2 separate regions of the Homo sapiens genome follow, and region 1 is linked to region 2. The links are chromatin loops, found by intact Hi-C in ENCODE. Cell type or tissue: B cell. All regions are shown on one strand. Each heading gives the region's core, and the rest is flanking DNA. Links, peaks and the distances in the headings are about the cores only.

Region 1 (12,795 bases), core at 10-8,009, 50 kb after region 2:
CCTATATTGATATAAAAACTCAATATAACAAAACAATATAACTTCAGTCTGATGCTTAACAAAGAATAAATTATTCTAAGAATTCTTGTCCATAAACTAAGTATGGTTTTCTATGTCATGATTTTTTTTTTTTTTTTTTTTTTTTGGAAGGGGATAGGGTGGAAAGACAGAGAAAAGAAAAGGGAGAAAAAGAGTATTCCAAAGGATCAAGTGCTTTGAGTTAACTCTGCCAGTCTGGGTTAACTCTGCCAGTCTGGGTCTGGGCAAAACACAGTGAAAAGACTACTATTTCCAACTAGTGTTCAACTATATTAAAATAATAGTTTCTCCTCTTTTGACATATGGAAAGTTGAAATTTTTGATACTTCCACGCGTCATGGTATACATAAATTTATGACTGCGTCATTCTTTAATTAAGAAGGTGCTTATGCTACAGTTCTAGGAGTAGAATTTACAAGGCCAACACATTCACTTGCAACCTATGCTTCCATCACTATAAACTTTCAAGATCTTGAGATGTTCAGGCAATTCATTTATCTTCAGAAGCATAAGGAAAGTGGTTAATGCACTTGAAATGTATATTTTGACACATCTTTTGAGAAAATATCCAAACTTCAGTTTATGCACTGTTAACTGGAGTGAAATGATAAGGGATGGCTTTTGTCTATGAATACTTTAAATACTTAAGGGTAAAAGGTGGGAAGATGGATAAAATTAGAAATGTGTCAACTTTTATTTAGTTCATTAACATGTTTTAGCTTCAGTATTTGAAATTAATTTTCATCTTTCTTAGATTCTGGTCAAGCTTAAAAAATGTAACACAAGGCTACTCAAAACTTTTTTCACATTTAACAATTAAACACTTTATGTATGTATTCTTAACTAAAGCAAACTATTTTTCATTCAGCTATTTTATTTTTAAAATGAAAGTCTCAGTCTTAAAGCTAAGATCCCAGTGAGTTTCAAATTTTCTGACAATGATATTTTAACCAAACCTGACATTATAGTTTCTTTAATTAAAAAACTGAATGATGGGGCAAAACTACAAAGCACAAATATGATTAAAGTTAAATTTCTCTCATTTAAACAATCTTGTCTTATGGCAATATGTCATCTGCTAAAATTCATCTCTGCTTCTGCAAGATACATTGCACGATGCAGATTTTTGCCTTAAATAAAAGTCCCATTACTAGCAAATAAAGTCCTAAACAATACTTACAAAATGTAGAATATAAACAGGAAGACAATATAAAAATTACTCACAGAATATCGACATCGTTCTACCCAATCTTAAATGCCTTGTACCACCTGTTGCAAATGCTGCCTATGAGAGTTCACGTATGGAATTATTCTACTGGACCCTGCAAGGCTCAGGAGAGTGCTTGACAGCTCCCAGAATGAGACAATGACCTAGCCAGAACATTAAGGAGACTACACCCGTCCTTCAGACTCCAAAGGGAAAGCTAGGACGGCAGCAGAGTCATCCTAAGGTGAGGCACTCCAGGATAACATTTTCAATATTTTTCCTTAAAACATAAAGTTAACACCTTTTTTGTTAAACATTTTTTACTCAATTTTCAAAAAAAATGCTTGAAAGAATGTTTTGTATGTATTTTAAAGTCATTAAATGAGGCACATTTAAAAATTTTTCTCTTCTGGGAAAGGGTAATATAAAGGATAATATTGCTCTTCCAGGATAAACTTTTGAGTGGGACAAATAATGCATATAGGGGAGTGGGTTTGAATCTAAACTCATTTTTAATAAATTTGGAATAGGATTGGCCATTATGGTTTATTGAATAATACTCTTTTTTTCAAAATTATAAATCTTTAGATAATACCAGAACATGGAAATATTTGTATGAATAATCCTATATTAAAAAAGAATAACATCAGATAGTTTATGTATGTAAAAAAATATACAACTGTGATCATGCAGAATTTTAAGTAATATAAGTGGATTAGAGTTCAATATTTACTGGGACTTTTGTGAAAATATCTAAGTTTTGGCTAACTAAATAACTTAACGAAGGAGTGTGAACAGTGTTCACAGGGTCGACGCTGACCTTTTCCACCACAGGGAGTGTGCAGATCTGGTAGGAAATATGCACAATCTTAAAAGTATAAGTGAAACTAGAAAGAGAGCTGAATATTTCTATAACTTCTTGATCTCACAACTTTGATCATCCAGGGATATAACTGTCATTTTGTTTCCTATTTCTGAAGTTACATTTGTCATTTGTTATTGTTACAAAATGAAAACAATGCTAAGTAAATATCCCTATAAGGGAATTATATAATCTCCTTATCAAGTTATCCAAACACTTCAACCCACAAAAATGAGGCCTGTAATTTCTTAAGAGTCCAAAGAATGTCCTTATTTCAATGCAGATGTTGGGTTTTCCTCAATAGTATAAGGTTAGCAGATTTCCACTGGAAACGCCTATGTTGCATTATTCTGCTTGCCTAGGAGTAGCTCATTATGATTTAAATCTTTACACACTGGGCTATAGAAATAGAATAAATATTGACTAAGTGCTTTTATTATACATAAATTAACAGTCCTCTTTCTTCAGAGATTTGAATTATCTCTTAAAATTTACATATTTATGTATTTTTAAAACAAATTTCTCATTGGTTTTAAGAAAAATAAGGCTCTTTTCTCCTTGAATCAGGGTCTCCCATTCTCCTAAAATTCACATTTTAGACATAAGTTAAAGAAAAGCCATCATTTTTTTCAAGTCTGATTTTAAAGTATTAATGTAAAATTATCTAGATCAAAAATCCATTTCAAAAAACTTTTGAAATGACAGTTTCTGTTTTATTCTCACATCTTGCTTTTTACTAAATCCCTTTCCAAAAATGTACAACATATATGGGCAATGTATGAAAACAACATTGGGAAATTAATTTTCTGTTTAAATGATTTTCAATCCAGGAAGTCACATATATATAGTCAGAGGATAAAAAACAAACAAACAAACAAAAAACAAAAACAAAAACAAAAAAACACTAACCTTCAATGATGAAAATTAACAAAATTTAAGACAATTTAAGACAATCTACCTTTAGTGGTAATTTTATTCTGTAATTCAATAATTTAATTTTGACACTTGATATGCCAGGACGTGATTAATTATTATGCTGCATTTATTCATTCATTTGCTCAATGACACCTTCATTCAATCAATATTTAGTTAGTGTCTCCTATCAGTGCTATGTCCCCTGGTGGTAGGACAGGGAACAAACAATGTCTCCTGGTCTCAAGAGGCTTACAGTTTGCTGCAACTCTTAGCATGTGTGATGAGTTGTTCATGTCAATTTTCACCTTCCAAAAACATCTCTTAAATCCGTTCATTTTTATCAAATTCCAACAACTCATCCCAGCCCAAGCTACCATTATCTATGCAGACCACAATAGATGTAGAAAGCAATAGCTTTCTAGTAACTCCCCAGTCCAGTTTCGCCCTCTTCCAATCCATTCTCCACAAGGCAACCAAAGGAATCAGTAAAGAATTCAAATCTTATCATGTGACTCTCCAGCTTAAAAAACTTCTCATCATTCTTAATATCAAAATCCTCATCTTTAGAGTGCCTTTCTCTTTTTGCTCCAGTCACACTGGACTTAATTACCCTCCTTAAATTCATCAGGCTCAATCCTGCCTCAGAACATTAACACAAACCTTCTCTGACCATCCAATGTAAAGTACCCCCTACCTGTGTCCTCTATCCCAGACACTCTATGTCAACTCATCACTGGCTTTATTTTCTTCCTAGCCTGTAATCAGCATCTGCTAGGTTTTCCTATTTATTTGTATGTTTGCTTTATTGGGAAAGAGCCTTCATAAGAATAGGTACCATGAATTCCTTGCTAATCATTTTATCCTTAGTGATTAGGACAGTGCCTGGTACATAACAAGTGTTCAGAAAGTAATTGTTGGGAAATGTTCAGATGATTAAGAGCACAGCACTGACACTTAGCACCTGGCTAAGTTACTCACTCTCTTTTGAGCCTCAATTCTTTATCTCTAAAATGGAGAATGTAAATAATGTGCTCAGTGAACTATAAATACTCAATAACTATTAGCCATTATGGTGATGATCCTCCTCATTAAGATCATCATTGAGTTTGAGTTGTGGTTGCAAGTAGCATTCCCCCTAGTCATTATACCTGCTTAAATTCACGAAGGCCAGCTTTCAGTCTCAATGATGATCTTAATGATGAGAACTTCCTGTCTTGTTTCTTGAGAGTTCTGAATGAGTAACAGAAGCTAGTGACTCAATCATAGCTGTGTGTAGCCCATAATTTTGCTACCTTGAACTTAAGTGCTCCGCACCCTCACCACCAGCTACTACCCAGCCACCATCCTCTCTTGCCTGGACCATGGTCAGAGTTTCCAATCTGGTCTCCCTTCTTCCATGCTAGCCATCCCCGCTCCCTTCACGCATCCACCCCATACCACTTATTATGCACAATCCAGCAGCCAGGGCAATCTTTCTAAACCATCAATCCAATCATGTCACAACCTGTTGGAACACTCCAATCATTTTCAGTTATCCTTGTAATAAAATCCAAACCATTGGGTAGGGACTGATAAGGCCCCCATCTACTGGTACCTCTGATTTTATCTCCTTTCTCCCCCACTGTTCCTATGTTACAGCCACAGACTTCCTGTTGGATCCCATCTCCAGGGTTTTTATACTTACTGTTCCCTCTACCTGGAATATTCTTCAGCAAAATCTTCTGCACAGCTCATCATCTCAGTCTCTGCTCAAGTGGTACTTCCTTCCAATCACCCAAATCTAAAGACCCCTCCCCTATCACTTTCTAACTCAATGCCCCATTTTATTTTCTTCAGAGCATTTACTATCTGACATTTATTACTAGTCTATTTGCTTGTTAGCTCCATAGAACAGTAACTTTGTCATTTCCTCTTTTTTAAAATGATCTAAATGGATGAAACTACCCTTTCCTAGAATTTCTTCATCTAAATAATTCCATTTATTTCAAGGGTCATTTCCACTCTCACCTGCCCCCAACTACCCTCCATACCATACCTTGGTTATACACAGCACACAGAGCGGGAGTATTCATGGCACTTGGTTAATATTATAACTGTGCATATTTATTTTCCATTTGTTGTAATCAAGTACTCATAAGGAAGCTACAAGGGCAGTGATTTTGTAAAGAATTATCCTGAGTCTGGAGGAGAGGAGATGAGCCAATAACCAAGAGCTCACCAAGCCTTCAAAGCTTCTTCCTTCCCTACAGAGAGCATCCTATACCTTCCAATGGGCTTATTTTCAGGACTCACAGAGCCAGACTAATGCCACACTCCAACAGCAGTAGCTACTCCAGAGTCTTCAGTGTCTCTGCTGCTAACACCCAGGAACATGTCAATGCTGAGATGCCTGGAATTCATCTTCATAAGTCCTCTGTGGGATGAGGTTGGCTTGGACAACTCCAGGCATCTCTGGGATTCTTGCCTTTATTTGTGGTTGAAAGCATAGGCTCTGGAGCTCAACAGCCTGGGTTCAAATTTCTGCTTTGCCACCAACTAGCTGTGTGACTTTGGTAAGTTGGTTATCCTCGCCAAGACTAAATGTTCTGCAATAAGGAAAATAGTCCTGTAGAAAAGACTTTTTTAAAAAAAGGTTTTGTTTTATTTTTAGTTTTCTCATCAACAATAGGGATAGTAGTAGTTAAGGCTGAATATGGTTAAATGAGTTAATTAATACATATAAAACACTAGCCATCACTGTTATGATTCCTTAGTAAAATATTTTCTGCGGCCTTGTATAACTGAGAAAGGTCCCAAGGTTTACACGTATTTAAATGCACATAAATTATCATCTAAATCCTTGGAGGGAAAATATATCTAATAGAAATACCTTATTACAACTGAACAGCAAAGAAGATCATCTATTTAGTGATTTTTACATCTAGGGAAGTGTCTCTGAGCTCCTCAAACTATGTTAAAACTAGAGCTTCCCACAGAATGACAGAGATAGCTAAGCAGCCAGCACAGGAAAGAAACCACTGCTAACCCTCATACTATCACAGTGACCAAATCTACTTTTGACTATGGTCAATGACATAAAAATTTAAATACATTTCTATAGGATTTCATTTCCCTTATTGCAGAAAGTTTAGTGGCAATCAACCAATTATCCAATATTTTTCAACACACTATTACACACAGATCTCCTGAGAAATGAAAAGTGCTATATAAGACATGAAACTTTTCCTCCAAGGAATGACAAAGGCACCCGGTAATGCTTTCAAAAGATGTCAGGCCAAGATAGGAAAAACTTTTAACTTTGAACACATGCCCTTCGTGGCCACATGAAATTGAGAATCTCACCTGTACATAGTTTTGCTATCACAGAGTATCCTTATCTAATGTTTGCATGCCGCATTATAAGTACCAAAAGATTATCAGGTCAGACCAGGGCTATTAAAAATTTCAAGACATAGTTTAATTTCTATCTGTGCTCCCTCACATTTTAATGGTATCGATTTCTAGCACTTAAATGGTTCTGTAAGACTAATATAAGTTTTTTGTTTGCACTTTTATAGCTATCAAATTTAAATGAGTAGTAAGTCACAGGACCAAAATTATTAACATCTAACATGAACCAGAACACTATAATTACCATAATTCATGCTTTTACATAGATATCAAATTCTCAAAGAACAAAATTTGTATAAACAATGATCTGAGACTCACTTGAAGACTAGCGATGTGGACGTTCTTAAAAGCCTTTCATTTGAGACAGATGTCACAGGAACAATTCCAACATGCTTTATTAACTGTGCATCAATATTATTAATTTCACTCTTAAAATGTTCTATTACCTTGGGTCCTTCAACACTTTCTTTAACGAAAATTGTTTTCACTTTACCAGTACATTGACATGATTATAAAGAAGGAGGTTTTCAACTTTGATGCCTACCTCCATTTCTTCAGGTAAGCAAACATATGGTTACAGCAAAGAAATAAACAAAAAGAAAAAGAAATTTGGGCGAATATTGTAAACTTTAAAATCTATAAGAAAATAATAGTGCCTTTTTAAACAAACATTCCAAGCTTAATCTCACTGAAAGAGAACCACTGGTGTCTCAAAATTGCATAGTATAATAATATCAGTTAATTTAAAATGAGAAATACTTTAACAAGAAAACTTTATCACTCTCTGTGACTTACCTCATCATCTTTATACCAGGACAAGCTTTCCGCAGTAAGGACGAACCAGTATCCCTTCGAGCCGCCTTTCATGATGCCAATGTTGCTGATGGTGAGCCACCCCTTGCGAATCACCTACGAAAAAGCAGAAATCAGCAGAGGTGTTTAGTTTAACAAAAGCCACTGGAGATTAGATGTCTTGGACTAAGAAGTTAAAAACAAGATATTAATTGCAATAAAAATAGTATTTTCCCTCCAAACTCAACTTCCATTGAGTTATTCAAGAGAATTTATCTTCCAAAAGTGCAGATGAGTGAAGGGAAGTCTCTCCTGTCAATGAATGGAATAAAAATCTCAGACTCATCGATGGTTGAAGTGGAGTGACTGAAACAAGAATGAAGTGAGGCAAACTAATAGACTGTGTCAGGCCTACTTATGGCATTGTTGCTACAATTAAAACATATTTAGTTGACTGGATGAACAATAGACTCTCCATATCCACTGTCCCTTCCCCACTTCCAGCCTACTGGCCCATTTGTTTGCCTAGTTTGCAGCCCATTAGGATTTCCACCAGAGACCTGCCAGCAAATGACGAAAAGAAGAAACTCAATTCAATCAGTTAGCCCCTTGTTAGTCCTAAATAAGGCTGACTGAAGGAGAAAGATAAAATAATAAACTAAAATGAAAAGTTTGGAGTTTTTAATAGTCTTAATTTATAATTTGAACAGCATATTGTAAAATTTTAAACCTATGAAGTTTAAATCTTCTGGTTGTTCTCTACCATATTACAAAACATGTAGCATCTTCATAAAATTTTTTAAACAGGTTTTAAGTTTTAAAATATTAACAACTTGGATTATAGATTTAACAGAAATTATTTATAGATAAGTATTTATATAATTTAAGGAAAAATGTGAGGTTTTTTTCCCCTCAGAGTTATTGTGAAGTTAAATTCTGTTATCCAGAGGGCATCATTTACCATGTCCTCTATACAAGATAATTTTGTTGTCACAGAACTAGAAATGAAATGCTAAATGCAATTGGATGATATTGTTCTAAGGTCAAAAACTGTCCTACACTGAAATTCCTCAATATGTTGACATCCTGAAATGTTTAAAAATTACTTATTGAAAAACTAATGAATGTAAGTTACTAAAGGAAGATGAAAATACCCTAATAATCAGATTTCATTTTTATATTGCTATTAACTTTTCTAGTTGAAGAAGGAAGGCCAATCCCAGAGAAAATTATGGAATAGACCACGGTTCTCATCACTGTCTTCCAAGCCTCTCTCCATATTTCCAGCCCCTGTCACCCTTGATTCCCTGTTTCAGCATTGCCTTGGTGCCCAATTTCCATTTCAGTGTGCTGTTGCTTTTATAACCCCCATTTAGCATCCCTCTCCAGTCTGGGCTAATGCACTTTTCTCCACGGCTTTTTAACTCTCTACTTCACAAAGAACAGACTAATACTCAAAGTATAGTGATAGTATAGTATAGTGATATAGTTTAGCTATGTCCCCACCCAAATCTCATCTTAACTTTTAACTCCCACAATTCCCATGTGTCATGGGAGGAAACTGGTGGGAGGTAACTGAATTATGGGGGAAGATCTTTCCTGCACTGTTCTCGTGATAGTAAATGAGTCTCACAAGACCTGATGGAATAAAAATGGAAGTTTCCCTGCACAAGCTCTCTTTTTGTCTGCTGCCATCCATGTAAGACGTGACTTGTCTCTCTTTGCCTTCCACCATGATTGTGAGGCCTCCCCAGCCATGTGGAACTGTAAGTCCATTAAACCTCTTTTTCTTTTTCTTCCCAGTCTCGGGTATGTCTTTATCAGCAGCATGAAGACAGACTAATACAGTATGGTTTCTACCAGTTATATTACAATCATTCAAATGCTTTATAAAAATACAGATTCCTGGGCCACCTACCATTCCAAATGAATGAGAATGTATATATATGAAACCCAAAAATCTACATTTAAATATGTTGCCAAGGTGATTCTTATTCACAATGAAGCTTGAAGCCCGTGCATGCACACATACAATCAAACTTTATTTTCCATAGAGTAAATGATCACATCTATTTAATAGTTTTGAGTAAGAAGGAGCTGGTTAAATTATTTCACACTAAGACCATTACCCACCCTACCAGGGCTTACAAGTAGCATGCTAATCATACCACTCAATGAAAATATACTAGTTATTTCATTGTATCAGAGATGCAGAGCAAGGGTGCTGGCATCAGTATGTATAATAAATAAATATTAAATATGAATCTGAGCTTTCTTATTTTCTCGTTAAAACTACGTATCAGTAGATATCTTACTATAGTACCTGCGTTTCAATGGATCTTGCATGCTCCCTGGAACAGAGAAACTAGGTTATAAAACCCATTGCAATAACCCAAGTGAAATATGGCCAGGATATGAATTAAAGCCATGATGTATAAAGTTAAAAGGAAATGAACCTACTGAAGAAATATCTAGGAGGTAAAATCAACAGGATTTATGAGTGAATGAGAGTGGGATTAGTGAGGGGGAAAGACAGAAGTAGGTGATAGTGTAGCCGGTAGCCACTAACCACATATGGTGGTTGAGCCCTATTGACTAGTTTCCATTAAGATGTGCCATAAGTGTTCAAATAAACACTGAATTTTGAAAACTTAATACAAAAAATAATGTAAAATATCTCATTAATTTAAAACAATTATTGCATGTCAAAATGTATTTTACATATATTGGGCTAAATAAAATTCATTGTAAAAATTAATTTCATGTTTCCTTTTGTTTTTTAATGTGGCTATCAGAAATTTTTTAATTACATATGTAGCTTACATTATATTTTTATTGAACTGTGTGCTGTTTTAGAATGATTCTGAAACTATCGCAGCTACCAACTTTTAAAACCAACCATTCTAAAATTCAGAAGGAATAGAGGAAAAAGACCCAGTTTGGGAAACTGGAGGAGTTGACAAATTCAGCAAAGGCTATGCTGACTTTGAGGTAGCTGTAGGAAACACAGATGGAGTGTGATCTGACCTCTGAAGCAAAAGGAAGAGATTAGGATGGAGGTATAGACTTGCAAGTCCTCAGCACAAACACTGGTAGCGGTAAAACTCCAAGCAAAATAGCAGTGGTTCAAGATGGAATCCTCGGGGAAATATCAACATTTCAGAGGTAGTCACAAGAGTCTGTAAAGGAATGTCAGAGAAACAAAAGCAATAAGATCATGGAAGCCAAAGCCAAGGTGAATTTCAAGGAGTATGAGGTTGGAAGTGTCAAATTCAGCAAGAAAGGGATATGACAGTACAATGCAGACATCACAGTGTCTTTAGCTATGCCAGTGTGGTGGTGGGACAAGGAGTCAGAGTTCTTTGGGTCGAAAAGTGAATGGGAAACAAAAAATGGAGACAGTGACTGGGGAGAGCTCTTCCCAGAGGAAGACAGTTAAAACCAGAATAGGTCACAGGGTCAAAGGAGGTGATGGTAGTGATAGCTGTTTTGTTTTAGGTTTCTTTCTTTCTCTCTTTCCTTTCTTTCTTTCTTTAGCATGGGCAACAATTGAGCATGTTTATTGATTCATAATTAGTAGAGAGGGCCGAGCACGGTGCTGACACCTGTAATCCTAGCACTTTGGGAGGCTGAGGTGGGTGTATCACGAGGTCAGGGGATCGAGACCATCCTGGATAACATGGTGAAACCCTATCTCTACAAAAAATACAAAAAATTAGCCCAGCATGCTGGCGGGTGCCTGTAGTCCCAAGCTACTTGGGAGGCTGAGGTAGGAGAATCACTCGAACACAGGAGGCAGAGGTTGCAGTGAGCCAAGATCGCACCACTGTACTCCCGCCTGGGCAACAGAGAGAGACTCTGCCTCAATAATAATAATAATAATAATAATAATAATAATAATAATAAGTAGAGAGTAAGAGATTGGCGATACAATAAAGAGGATACAAGGACAAAGATAGGAGTGGATAACATGAACAGCAAAGAGAAGGGTCTAGCCTTGAATAGGAATAAAGCTGCCTCATCTTGTGAGGCCGGGGAGGTTGAGAGAGTAAGGGTGGACGTAAGTCCTTCGTGAGGAGCAGAGTAGGAAGTTTAGGAAGGTTATATTTGATCTTGCCATTTCTGTTGACAAAGCAGACAAAATTATCTGGGAGAGTGAGAGTATGAAGTTGGAAGGGAGGCTTGAAGGTAGTGATATTGAGGCAACCAGTAGTTGAGTGAGAGTGGGTACAACTAGAATTCATTTTCTTAAATGGCTGAAAGCTGAGAACAAAGAACAAACTTTCAGGGACACAATCAGCGTAATTGTGTTCTCTTTTCCAGCAGCACTTTGCACACGTGATGTAGAAAATAAGATGATAAATGGGAATTGATCCAGGGTTCTGAGTTTCTGAATCCGGGTGACCTAAGTACAGAAGTGTAACGATGTTGAAGGTTTTAGGCAAGAGAGTAATTCAGGTGATCATCCATTCAATCTAGGTCAAGCAGAGAAATAAGGTCAGGAGGTGCCACTGGAGAGGTAGAAAATGAGAAGATAAAAGGAATAAGAGTCCAATGAAGTCAAAAAAAAAAAGCAGGTACCGTGTAAACGAAGACAAGAATGGAGTTTTCAGAGTTTAAGCTGATGTGATGCTAAATAAATTGCCTGATCTTACTGGCACCATTAGATTCATTCCTCAAAGATGCACCACTATTTCTAGAAGCATTTAATGTAGCTGAAAAGGATATTTATTAAACATCATTTAGTCCAGTGGATTTAGTCAACTGAGCTACAGGACAATTATTTTGCTAATTTTAATTTAAAAATTTAAAAATTTTACTAATAACAGTTAAAATTTTCAAAGAATGGACATACAAATAATTAGAATATATTTAAGATTATCCCTATGACATTATATCACTTGCAATGCAATATGCTTTCTAATTTGAAGGGAAAAAGAAGATTACAGCTGCCATGTTGTGAAGAAACATGACCCACATCTCTTACCAGTTACCCATGGAAGTGAGTTCAGCACTGGATGTTGTCAGCAATTAAGCTGCCATCATAAAAAGGTTAAGAAGCAGTAGTCCAATCCCAGCCCTTTCTTTTACAATAAAGGAAGCACATTTTTCACAAATGGACTTGTTTTTCTGATAACAATCAGCTCAAAATAGGATTTTAGAAAGAACAATTCCTAATGTACTTTTCACTAAGGAATTGAGGGAAAGAAGCTGCAAAATCAAAGTAAAACAGTGGAATGAGATAAGAAAAGGCAGACATTCAGGAAAAATGGTCAGACCACAAGGAGTAAGACCAATAAGGGGAAATTAATAAAAAGAAAAGAAAAAGGAAAGTAAGTGGGAACAGAAGTCAAAGACTAAATAAAATTTGAAAAGAATGCCAAGACAAATAGGATTAGTGGTAGAAGCCCTTCACAGAGAAAGAGAAAATATAAAATGTTAATTTTATATTCAAATTTAAAACTGCCAAAATAAATCTATTAATGTCCACTACAACAGCCACTTACATCTTCTTAGTATTTGAATATCAAATTCTGTTTTGAGTATTCGAGTAAACAAGAACAAGCAAACCCATAATTACATGACTAGA
Region 2 (12,905 bases), core at 2,666-10,665:
TGGTACCAAAACAGAGATATAGACCAATGGAACAGAATAGAGCCCTCAGAAATAATACCACATATCTACAATCATCTGATCTTTGACAAACCTCACAAAAACAAGAAATGGGGAAAGATTCCCTATTTAATAAATGGTGCTGTGAAAACTGGCTAGCCATAGGTAGAAAGCTGAAACTGGATCACTTCCTTACACCTTATACAAAAATCAATTCAAGATGGTTAAAAGACTTAAATGTTAGAACTAAAACCATAAAAACCCCAGAAAAAAACCTAGGCAATACCATTCAGGACATAGGCATGGGCAAGGACTTCATGACTAAAACAACAAAAGCAATGGCAACAAAAGCCAAAATTGACAAATGGGATCTAATTAAACTAAAGAGCTTCTGCACAGCAAAAGAAACTACCATCAGAGTGAACAGGCAACCTACAGAATGGGAGAAAATTTTTACAATCTACCTGTCTGACAAAAGGCTAATATCCAGAATCTACAAAGAACTTAAACAAATTTACGAGAAAAAATCAAACAATCCCATCAAAAAGTGGGCAAAGGATATGAACAGACACTTCTCAAAAGAAGACATTTGTGCCACCAACAGACACATGAAAAAATGCTCATCATCACTGGCCATCAGAGAAATGCAAATCAAAACCACAATGAGATACCATCTCACACCAGTTAGAATGGCAATCATTAAAAAGTCAGGAAACAACAGGTGCTGGAGAGCATGTGGAGAAATAGGAACACTTTTATACTGTTGGTGGGACTGTACACTAGTTTAACCATTGTGGAAGGCAGTGTGGCAATTCCTCAAGGATCTAGAACTAGAAATACCACCATTTGACCCAGCCATCCTATTACTGGGCATATACCCAAAAGATTATAAATCATGCTGCTATAAAGACACATGCAGACGTATGTTTATTGTGGCACTATTCACAATAGCAAAGACTTGGAACCAACCCAAATGTCCATCAATGATAGACTGGATTAAGAAAATGTGTCACATATACACCATGGAATACTATGCAGCCATAAAAAAGGATGAGTTCATGTCCTTTATAGGGACATGGATGGAGCTGGATACCATCATTCTGAGCAAACTATCGCAAGGACAGAAAACCAAACACCGCATGTTCTCAATCATAGGTGGGAATTGAACAATGAGAACACATGGACACAGGGTGGGGAACATCACACACTGGGGCCTGCCGGTGGGGGTGCAGGGAAAAGGGAGGGATAGCATTAGGAGATATACCTAATTTAAATGATGAGTCAATGGGTACAGCACACCAACATGGGACATGTATACATATGTAACAAACTGCACGTTGTGCACATGTACCCTAGAACTTAAAGTGAAAAAAAAAAAAAAAAAGAAATGTGATTCCCAATGTTGGAGGTGGGGCCTAATGGGAGGTCATTTGATTATGGTGATGGAACCCTCATGAATGGGTTAGCACTATCCTTTTGGTGATAAATAAGTTCTTGCTCAGTTAGTCCATGTGAGTTCTGGTTGTTTAAAGGAGTCTTGGACCTCCCCCTTCTCTCTTTCTTGCTCCCTCTCTCAACATGTCACAGCACCTGCTCCCCTTTCACCTTCTGCCATGGTGGTAAGCTTCCTGAGACCCTCACCAGAAGCAGATGCTGGAGCCACACTTGTACAGCCTGCAGAACTGTGAATTGATTAAATCTCTTTTCTTAGTAAGTTACCCAGCCTCAGGTATTTCTTTATAGTGACACAAAAATGGGCTAATATAGTCATCTACGTTAGCACCCCAAAAATAAATACATAAATACTTAGATATGCTTCTACTAACATATGAAAAAGATCTATATGAGGAAAATGAAACTCTAGTGAAATAAATCAAAGAAGACCTCAATAAATGGTGGGAAATTCCATGTTCATGAATAGGGAGACTCAATTACATTAACATGTCTATTTTCCTCAACTTGATCTATAGATTAAATGCAATCCCAATTAAAATAATAGCAAGTTATCTTGTAGATATTAACAAACTGCTTGTAAAACTTACATAGAAAAATAAAAGACTCAGAATAGCCAACATAATACTCAAGAAGAAGAATCAGAGACTGACACTACTCAAATTCAAGATTTACCATAAAGCTATAGTAATAAAGAGAGTATGGTATTGGTGAAAAACTAGGCAAACAGATCAACGGAACAACATAAGAGCCCAGAAACAGACCACACAAATCTAGTTAACTGATCTTGGACAAAGGGAAAAAGGCAATTCAATAGAGAAAGGATAGTCTTTTCAACAAAAGATGCTGAAAGAACTATAAGTCTACTCGAAAAAGAACTGCATGTACACAGTGACCTCACACTTTTTACAAAAATTAATTCAAAATGCATCACAGACTTAGACACAAAACACAAAATTATGAAACTCTTACAAAATAACATAGGAGAAAATCTAGGGGAACTTGGGTTTGGTGAAGAGTTTTAAGGTATAACATCAAAATCACAATCCATGAAGAAAAAAATAAGTTGGGCCTCCTTAAATTAAAAAACTTGACAATGCCAAATAGAGATAAACATGCAAAGGAACAGGAACTCATATTCGTTTCTGGAAGGAATGCAAAATGATGCAGCCACCTGTAAAGATAATTTGGTAGTTTCTTACAAAACTAAACGTAGTCTTACCATATGATGCAGCAATTATATATAATCCTAGGTATTCACCCAAATGAATTTAAAACATGTTCACACAAACACATGCATATAAATGTTTAGAGTAGCTTTTTTCATAATTGCCAAAAAACTGCAAACAGCCAAGATGTCCCTCTATGGGTGAATGGGTAAACAAACTGTGGTACAACCAGACAATGGAATATTATTTAGCAATAAAAAGAAACAGTGACAAGAGGGGCAGATTTTTAAAAAAGAAGAAATCTCCACCCTGTGGTCTAGTGGTTAGGAGTTGGTGCTTTCGTCATGACAGCCCAGGTTCAATTCCTGGTTAGAGAGCCAGTCCCATTTGTTGAAAATCCAGGCAAGGTGGTGCAAACCTGGATTCCCAGCTACTCAGGAGGCTGAAGCAGGAAAACCACCTGAGCCTAAGGAAAAGAAATCTGGAGACGTTAGTCTAACTCCTAATAGTTCTGCTACCTGAGATGTCATTTAGCCATCCTGGCCTCAGTTTCATTACTTGTGAAATAGGAGTAATATCAGAATTGCCAAGACAAATTGATGGATTTTCAAAGTGTATAAATACACAAAATAAAGAAACAAAATTTCTGGAAAGCAAATAAATTTGTCAGTTTAATCACATATTACATACATACACACACATACTTTTGGAATTCAAGGCATATTTTTTATTGAGTTTTGTTCTTAGTAGACATATATAGTGGGTTTGGGGTTTATATTAATTGTCTTTACCTTTTCATTGCTTACTTTATACTATTTGAATAAAGTTAAAGGTGACCTAAAGCAAGATTATTTCTCTAAAGCTGCAAATAAAGGAACTGAGAAACCAGGACAAAGAATCATTCCTGATATAAGGAAACAGGAGAAGTGAAGAGCAACAGGATATTCAGAGAAACATGAAATCTCATATGATCTGAATTTTCTTCTGTAGAAAGAAGAAAAATAGGAAAGGAGAAAAAGTGATTTTCTTAACATTTGTAACAATGCAAACCATCTTTGAGGGACAAGATGGAGAAGAACCTTAAAATGAGGAGGCACAAGTGCCACGCAACCCCACCTCCATGCATCTGCTGTCACATATTAAGGACCCCTGAGCACTGAAGACAAACAAAAACAAAAATAAGGCTACTATCCATTCTCAAGAAAATATAGTCTCATTGAATAGATCAGGTCTATACCCAGAAGAATAATTTTTAAAAGTAAAGGATGAACCACGTTTGGAAAGAACAGCACTTACTACCAGGGAGGGAAGAAAAGAAGGGCTCAGGGCAGAGGCAGTGAAGATCTTCACTGTGTAACTGTAATTACCATTCTAAAGAATCTGATGCAAGTATATTATAATGCTAAGATTGTATTAAAATGGGTGTTATTTCTATTCTCCATTTATATATGTATTAAAATATTTTATAGTAAAAATTAATTTACAAATAAACCAAAAGAGAGAAAAATGAATATCATATTGCTGATACAAAGCGTAAGTGGTGTGAAAAATCTGAGAGTGATCACTCTGGACTGCTGGTGGGAAAAGGCAGATGGGACAGACTCTCATGCAAAGAAAAGAGGGAGAAAAGAAAACCTTCCCAAACCTACAAGTGAGCCTTGGAAAAAGTAATGACATAAAGTTGTGAGGTTCCCTCCAGGGAGGTCTTCTGACACTTAAGAGGCAGGCAGAATAAGAAGAGAACAAATCATGTGCAAAGATATTTCCTTTCAACATTAAGGTGACTCGGCCATGGAGAGTAGCTTCTCAGAGAGGACAACCTGGATGGTGAGGTTTTCAGAGCTTAGAGACACAAACCCTCCATAGCTAGGGTTCACAACCCATGATCCATGAACAATCTTCAAGATGGGGGAGTCTTCAGAAATCAATCTGTGAATGTGTGCAATAGCCTAAGGAAAACATCTATAACTCCTACGATGTTCTTAAATGTTTACAGAACTTCAAAAAGTTAAAGAACAACTGGTAGAGATGAAAAATACTTCCAGGCTGGCAAATGATGCTCTCAAAACTTTCTATCACCAATTGATTCTGATTCCTTCAGTGAGAGGGGGCTGACCATCAATAGAGGGTGAGAAGTCCCTTGAAGAAGCAAGAAGTAGCAGCCTTTGTATCAAAAGAGGCAGATGCCTGGATTCTGGACCTCTCAAAAATAACCAAAACTTTGCTCTAAATCCATGTCATCTTCAAAAGGGGGGGACAGCATTGTCCTTCTAAATTATTTCCCCTTTTATATTATATCTCTTCTATATTATTTTACCCACGATTGGTACTACCTTAAGGTGGTCAGGAGAATGGAAACTGCATTTCATCATTACAAAGTTAAAAAAAAAAACAGCAACTGACACAGGGTTAACAACCAAGTCCACATTCCCAAACCCTTGTTCAGCTCTCTAGGTCATGTTGCCTTTCTGGGTTATATCTCCACATTTCTTGGAATTTGTAACCGACGTTTAAATTAACTTTTAAGCACTCTGCACTTTGAGGTAAAGTTGGTTGGTCGTAAGCAAAAATAACTTCAAAGTCTGAAGTCCTCACTCCCTTTTGGTCCCTAAGCACCCAAAAGATGTTCTGTCATCCCCCAAACTCTGGAATGTCTTCCCAGGAAGTGAGTTAAAATCACATTTCTCCTTATTCCCATTTTTATTGTAATTATTGATTAACAATAAATTGGTTTCTTGCTTCTCACATTTTTGCCTTTCTGCCTTGCAAATGAGTTTTATCATGCAGGAGACCAATTATAAAACAATGTAAAATATAACAACTGTTCATAATATGACTGCTTGGAATTAAAAAACAATTTTTATTTGAGGATGGGCCAAATTCGTCAGACAAAAAAGTCAAAATGTGGCTCCTAAGACATTTCTCCAGGCTTATTATGACAGTGGAACTAATCAATAAACCCTTCTATATTATTTTATTCCCAGTTTCAAAACCAGCTATGAAATAAACTTAGTTGACTTAGATTATTCAGCAGTTGTTCTTATCTAGCTATGAAGCAGTGTTTGCAATACATTTACAATAGAACTTCACAAAATGGATAAACAATTACCAAAGTCTAGAAAAATGATTCCTAAGTGCACAAACACATTAAAAATCTTCTGTTTAGGCCAGGTTGCTATATAATTCTGAATAGAGTGTGACCTTGCTTCCCTCAGAGGCTCTTTGGAATTTGGCTCTGATTTCAGCCTTTCCTCTGCCAAGCATATAGAATGAATTAGGTGAAGCTCTGTTACAAATGCACCCCACCCACAATGGTTTCCAATAGAGAGCTAAATGTTTTAAAACCACAGTTCAACTTAAATGTAAAAATGGTTCTGCTTTCAAAATTGAGTTTCACTTCCCTTTGTCTTGTGCTCACCCCTTTTTCTCTGCATTCCAATTCTACTCCCCAGTGAGAGAATAAAATTGGAACAAATGTAAACAGGAAACCTAAAGTAAACAGTCTAAATGCATATTTCTAGTCTTTAATTTCAGGTATTCACACACTGAAGGGGCCTCTTTCAATCTCACTGCCGATGCAAATAAAGGAGGCATTAGGAGCTTCCCTCAATTCCATCTTAGCTTTAGTACCCAGAGTCCGTCAAAGACCACTGAGGCAAAGAGCAAAACCTACTTATCTTCAGGACCCAGCATGAACACTGAGTGAGAGGAGCTGCCCCTATGTGTTGACTAAGTTTCCAGCCTCCCTTTTTTTTTCCAAATCACTTTACTTCTATTCCAGATGTTCGATGCTCTCTTAGTGTTCCAATTCTCAGCTGTTACAAAGACAGCATCTCATGAATTAATTTATTATATGGTATAGGGTGTGCAAAAGAAAGAACATGGGCTTGCTGGCAGACCAACTAGGGGATCAAATCTCAGCTACACAGTTCATTCCCTTAAGAGGGTGACAGGAAAGCGATGAACTTCTCTAATATTTGGATTCTACATTTGTAAAACCCCAAACCCAAGTCTGCAATGAGAATGCACATATCAAGTCCATGGGTCAGATTCCGTACTTAATAAACTCTAAGATGATTTTTCCTCCTTTCCCATTCCTGGGCTTACACATCCCAGAAGTATTTGTCTTTTAAAGTAGACAATATGAAGAGAGCAACATTCAACAGAAACAATGAATTTCTTAAAAAGGCAAGTTAGGCCCTGAGCACCTAGCCTGGGGACATATTCTGGGATATTACCATACCCTCCAGATTGTGCTGCTCATTACTGTGTTGAGGGTCATTGTTTAGAAGGGAGGATAAAATTTCTCAATTTCTAAAAAAAATTAATTTCAAATTCCTACTTTTCAATCACCAACTCCCAACTGCAGAAAAACTGCTGTGTCTCTGCAGATGGGTTTTATTTTATGTAGTGGGTATGTCTTACAAGAACTGTGCAATTTAAATGGTGGTCAATGTAATGATATTTTCCATGTTTATTTTGTGATAATTTTCTTTGCTTGTTTAACAGTTCAGGTTGTCTGATGCTATATTCAGACTACATATCTAAATTCTCCATCAGTGTGTCTGGGATTGTTTGAGTTCTTAGTAGGTTTTAACATCATTTAATGAGAAGATTTAGAAAACATTGCAACAATAAACCTAATGAACTTCACAACTTGTGAGGTGAGCAGGATAGGGATCCTCACGCTACTTTGCAGAAATAAAATTGAGATAAAGCAACTAATCCAAGGTCAAGCTATTACTTGAGTGTAACTGAGCCAAGAACATAGATTTTGCTATTATTGTTATGATTGCTGTTGTTTTGAGTACTAGAATATTAATTTCTATTACACTGCTGATTCTCTAGAAAAAAAAAAAAACTTTGAAGCCAGGTGTATTGGCTCATGCCTGTAATCCCAGCACTTTGGGAGGCTAAGGCAGAAGGAACACTTGAGCCCAGGAGTTCAAAATCAGCCTGGTGAAACCCTGTTTCTACAAAAAAAAAAAAAAAAAAAAAAAAAAAAAATTAGCTGGGCATGGTGGTGCAACCCTGTAGTCCTAGCTACTCAGGAGGCTGAGGTGGGAGCATTGCTTGGGCCCAGGAGGTGGAGGCTGCAGTAAGCCATGATTGCATCACTGCACTCCAGCCTGGGTGACAGGGTGAGACCCTATCACAAAAAATAAAAAAATTTAAAAAAGTTTGAATGTATTTACCAAAATAATTGGCAATAATTTTAAGCAACTAACATGTTTTATCATCTGCCAGACCAAGCACATTCCTTACTTTAAAAACTCCACAATGTTTCAGTGTATTTGGGTTTTGAAACCCAGAATCACTGTATTTTCCTTATACTGGTACACAGATAATTCTTAGTATTTATTTGCCAAGTCTTCACTTATGACATCAAAATTTAATTTGTGTTAAAAAAACTTTGTATAATATAGAATATTTTCAACATCATGATATTATATCCATAAAGTGTGTGAAACCAATATATTGAACTTTCCCAGAAATTATTTGTGTTTGAAACCAAAACTGGCTAAATAAAATATATCTCTATTGGGTAGTATGTGGAGACGATATGGAGAATAACAGGCATGATCTAGAGATGGTGCTGTATGTGCATATCTGTATTAATACTGAAACCAGTGATCTTCTCATCCCCTTTCCCTCTCTATGGCCATCACTTCCCACTAAACTTTTGGCGTCTGGGACAGGACAGTGCCTTTCTGTACCTAGCTCCCTTTAGTTAAAAAGTTGCCTTTTTACCAGTTCTTGGTAAAGGAACTAAGAAATTTTTTTTGATAGAAACTATACTCAGTTGTCATGATTATTAAAATTGGACTTTAAATAATTACCTGCACAATTGGAATGATACTACATTATCAATACTTACTCTCAAAATAAAGTGCTGATACTATTCTCATATTGAAGTCACCAATTGCAGGAAAACTGACGATTGGGGTCCTTAAGCCTTCCTGCAATGGTATAAAAGATTGGGTATTCAACTTTTTCTACTTTTGTTTTCTCTCTTTGAATAAAAACAGAAACACAATCTTAGGACTCTGTGCCTAATGAGGCCCAGAATTTGAATTTTCAGGCAGTCTCTGAGGACAATGCAGATAGAGGGAGGGGCATGCAGAGCAGAAGGCCTCTCTATGCTCCACTTTAGTGAGTACCTCTGAGCAGGTTCATTGCAATTCATTTCATCTTTATTTTTGTCCTTAAACAGAGTAGGAGAAAAGCAAGTCTGTGGAGAACATTTTATTGAAATGAGTTGGATTTATTGCTGGACTTGGTTATCTTGTTTTTGAGGAAATATTTGCATTTGAGGGAAAAAGTGTGTTTTATTACTTCATCTCTAGTACCATTTAAGGTATGTAATGATGGTTAGACATCAACCTGCAAAATATTTCTTCAGAGCACCCTGTCCTCTAGCTTCTCATATCCCAGTGATGCCAGATCCTAAATTAATTTCATGCACACAAACTCAACATTATTATCTCCATTTTTATGCTTTATCTAGTGAGTTAAGCATCTTAGAGAAATCGTTTTTTTGTTTGTTTGTTTCCCCTAACTGATCTTGGACAGACTGTTAAAAAAAAAAAAACTATAAAATGTTGTCACATTTTTTTCCTCTTGACCAGACTTCACGTCCCAGCTTGATGACCTTCACACTACAATAATGTTGCCTATTTCTAATAGTAAAAAGTTCCAGTTCGTTATAACCAAAAACTCAAAGAAATCGACTATCAGTCTTGAAACCCCTTACATATTATCTTTAAATAGAGTTCATAAAGTTGTGGCAACACCCACCAAAAACAGACATGAGGCAGATTGATTCATCAGCACCTAATGAGTTAATTAAGAAACAAAAATACAAGAACACACAGAATTATGGCCAGCCTGGCCTTGCTTATTCAGTTTTAGTCAGAGACCACAACTTCTTTCAAATAACCCCAGTTTATTTTCAAAAAAAAAAAAAAAAACCCTGTCTTCAGACAGGATATGGGGGAGGAGTTAAGTGGTGATGTTTTACACATGCACATCTGGATACAGTCCAATTATTTCCCTTAAACATTCCCCCAGTTGTTTTCATTTTGCTCCATGCTTTGGCATTCATAAATTTGTGAGATTAATTGTGTGTCAGCAGTCTGCAGGCCTGGAGCTGGGCACCAGTTTAGTAGCAATACGGCTACAAAACAACTCTGTAGAGAAATACGTTCACATATTTAAAAAGGAAAGCATAGTCACATAGTTCGTTTCTGTTTAATATCAGGCATTGACGTTATGCATAAAGAAGGTAGTGTAATCTTTCAGGGAATTGCCCTAATAGCAAGATATATATAGATATATATCTCCACGCCTACCAGAAATATGTGTGTGTGTGTGTGTGTGTGTGTGTGTGTGTGTGTGTAAACTCAAGTGTTTTAAAGCATAAGAAAGGATTCATCAAGAGGAAAAATGAAGAGTTCAGGGCTGGACATATTTGTGTTCCTTGTTTTCATCTGATTATTTTGAAGGGCGTGTCAACAGATTGCATTTCTTGTCTTGGAAATGTACTAACAATTAAAATCACCTTTGCCAAAAAGAACCAACTTATCTTAGAGATGGTGGAGAAGCATCTTTATTTTAAAAGATGTTTTGCAAAGCCTCTTATGCTTTCAAAATTACTATATGAAAAGTGAAACTAGAAGCTTTCTGCCCTGATGTGTAGGCCTCACAGTCCAGATTATGAGCTCAGCTAAGGAAGAGCTGTGTTCCCCAGAGCCCAGCGGAGTGGCGGCACTTGGTAAGTGCTCCGTACTTGCCAGTTGACAACAAAAGAACTATCATTTAAATGTTGGTAAACAGATATTTATTCTTGTTTAATGTTATTTTGCCTTATATCCATGAGTAGGAAATAAACTATTAGATATTGTGACATTTTTCACAAGTAAATGCCACATGCCAAAGTAAGGTAATAGGTAGGGCAAATTTTCATACATATACATAACAGAGGAGAGTGTTCCAGATTAAAGTTCTGAGATTTGCAACATCAGTATTGGGAGGAAACTGGCAGCTTCTCCTCTAACCCTCTACAGAAACACAAAACAGCTATTGGAAACATGTAGAGCATTCCTCTGGAAAATAATTAGGCTTCAAATAAATCATATGCTATTCCTGCAATAAAAGAAGGAAACTTTTTATGATCTTCTGTTTTCCCTCAAGTATGCTATATGTTGAGAAGTTTTACCTAAATCACACTGTATTCTAGCAGTAAGCTCTTAATTATATAAGAAATAAAATGCATTGCAGATATTACAATGAATCCACTTGTCCTTAGACTATTTATCTATCAGAATATTTTCTAGGCCAATATATTTGAAGGCTACTGAGAAAATCACACACTGTTCTTTGGCTTTAGTTTCCTTGTGAGTAAAATGAGGTGCATAATCTCAGCCCTATCTACGATACAGGGTAAAAGTCAGGATCTAACGAGTGAAATTGGTAAACCATAAAGAACAAACAAGTGTTGGTTAGCATGCAGTAAACATACAAACTCTCCTACTCATGGTTCTGTATTGAAAAACCGAAATACATAGTATCTTATTCTTTACATAAATTAATTTACTGATCTTGAGACCTAACTGAATCATGATAGTATATCCACATAGACTAGATTTGTTCCTACAGGGCAAACTGCCATGCATTCATGCTAAACTATACAAGAGCAGCCAGGTAACAGAAGGCAATGCTGCTTCAAAAACACTGCAAATTTGACTCAGAACTCAGAGACACGGTATGATATTTGTAACATATTTACAGATACAATTAGGCTTTACTGAAGCTAATTGATTTTCACCACCTGAGCTTATTATCTACTAATGGTAGGGTTCTAGTCGTCTAATCCCTGCTATGTACGCCATGGGCGAAAATCTAATTAACCTCTCAGAGCCTTAGTTTTTTAATACATAAAAAAGTAATAACACCTGCTCTGATGAAGCTATTGTGAAGATTAAAATGTGAGATATGAAGAAGTGCTTTTACAGAGTAGTCACCCAGTACTTATTGGTTATATCTAAAAATTATTGAATCTGTATTCCCAAAACTATGCTGGAAAATAAGTCCAGAATTAAATAAGGCCACAAATAATCCAAGCAGAAATGATCCGGCATAGCATCATTAAAATATACACACATATTTATAAATATTGCCTGTATACATTTTTCTTAGAAAGTCCATGTAAGTTATACAGAAGCTGAAATAAACCATAGCAAAAAAAACTTCTCCCCTCTTCTCAATGACATCTTGAATTTAGCAGTTCTTATTTTATTTTAGTAGAATAATACTTCTATTAAATCACTTTAATGATAATTATAATTAATACTTATATAATCCTTTAACTTTTCAAAGCACGTTCATACCAATTATTTTCTTTTGGTTTCCAAACAACATTATGAAAATATAATCTTGAATTTAATACCAGTTAAATACTAGTGGGAGTAACAAACTTTGTCAAAACTAAGATGCAATAACACTACTCAGAAAAGCTTTGCAACACAACCAGTGGCCAAATTCCACTTCATTACATGTAGATCACAGTCCACAAATGACAATCAGTCACCACTAATAATAAACAAAAAATTTTTGGATTCTAGTCCAGGCAGGAGAATGCTTTTCATGAATGCAAAATTAGAGGTGACATTCTGAAAGTAGGCTCCACAAAACAACTAGCTCAGCATTCTAAGTCCAGTTTCATTCAAAGTACACACAGATAACTACTATCACCGCCCTGGCTTTAGAGTATTAGCTCACCCAGCAGTTCAAAGCATTCCTTATATTTTAGACTAGAGGAGGATCACCATTTTTGCTCTATTTTATGGACTGAGACATAAAGCGATAGAGACATGCCCATGGAGCTGGAATAAGACTTATTCTATTTCATCTCCATAAGGTGACCCCTTAACCCCCTGCAATCTAGCTTCTGTCTTTACCATTGTATTGACAATGAAATCCTAAAGATCACTGATGATCAACTAATAATCAAACCCAGTGACTTACTCTTTCTTCCTTTCATTGATATCTCTGTAACATCAGCTTGAAGTTGAAGTAAACCAGGGTCCATTCTCTGTCTCTCTTTCTCTCTCTGTTTTGCTCTCTTGCTGTATCTCTTGCACACCCTTTCTCTCTGTCTCTCTCCCTCTCTTCATCATCACGGCATGCACTATCTTACTACCTTGCTTCTTTTAACTGCTTCATCTATGTTCATTCCTATCCCTTCCTTACTTGTGGATTCTCTGACTTACACATCAACCTCCTACT

Evidence for each region. A loop is a pair of places that touch in the nucleus more often than their neighbours do. Peaks named below come from ENCODE experiments on the same cell type or tissue, not always from the same donor. Only the 100,000 strongest peaks of a DNase experiment are listed, where the experiment ranks them.
Region 1: it touches region 2 in a loop (1.8-fold over the local background); 21 of 110 quality-filtered maps call a loop at or near these places.

The regions. Positions count from the first base shown.
Region 1 is chr1:172,125,702-172,138,496 of GRCh38, reverse strand. DNM3 (dynamin 3) reads right to left here. Exons shown (of 21, transcript NM_015569.5): 14 at 7,209-7,322. DNM3OS (DNM3 opposite strand/antisense RNA) reads left to right here. Exons shown (of 4, transcript NR_103486.1): 4 at 1-1,618. Among named protein-coding and RNA genes, the nearest start is that of MIR3120, 6.7 kb to the left of the region's middle. In B cell, for the core only: a CTCF peak has its summit at 3,224; a DNase peak (open chromatin) is centred at 3,236.
Region 2 is chr1:172,178,488-172,191,392 of GRCh38, reverse strand. All of the region lies in intron 14 of DNM3 (dynamin 3), which reads right to left. Among named protein-coding and RNA genes, the nearest start is that of DNM3OS, 40 kb to the right of the region's middle. RefSeq lists an enhancer at 10,198-10,247. In B cell, for the core only: no CTCF peak of the experiment used is centred there; DNase peaks (open chromatin) are centred at 6,002, 9,732 and 10,342; H3K4me3 peaks cover 3,826 bases; H3K27ac peaks cover 7,423 bases.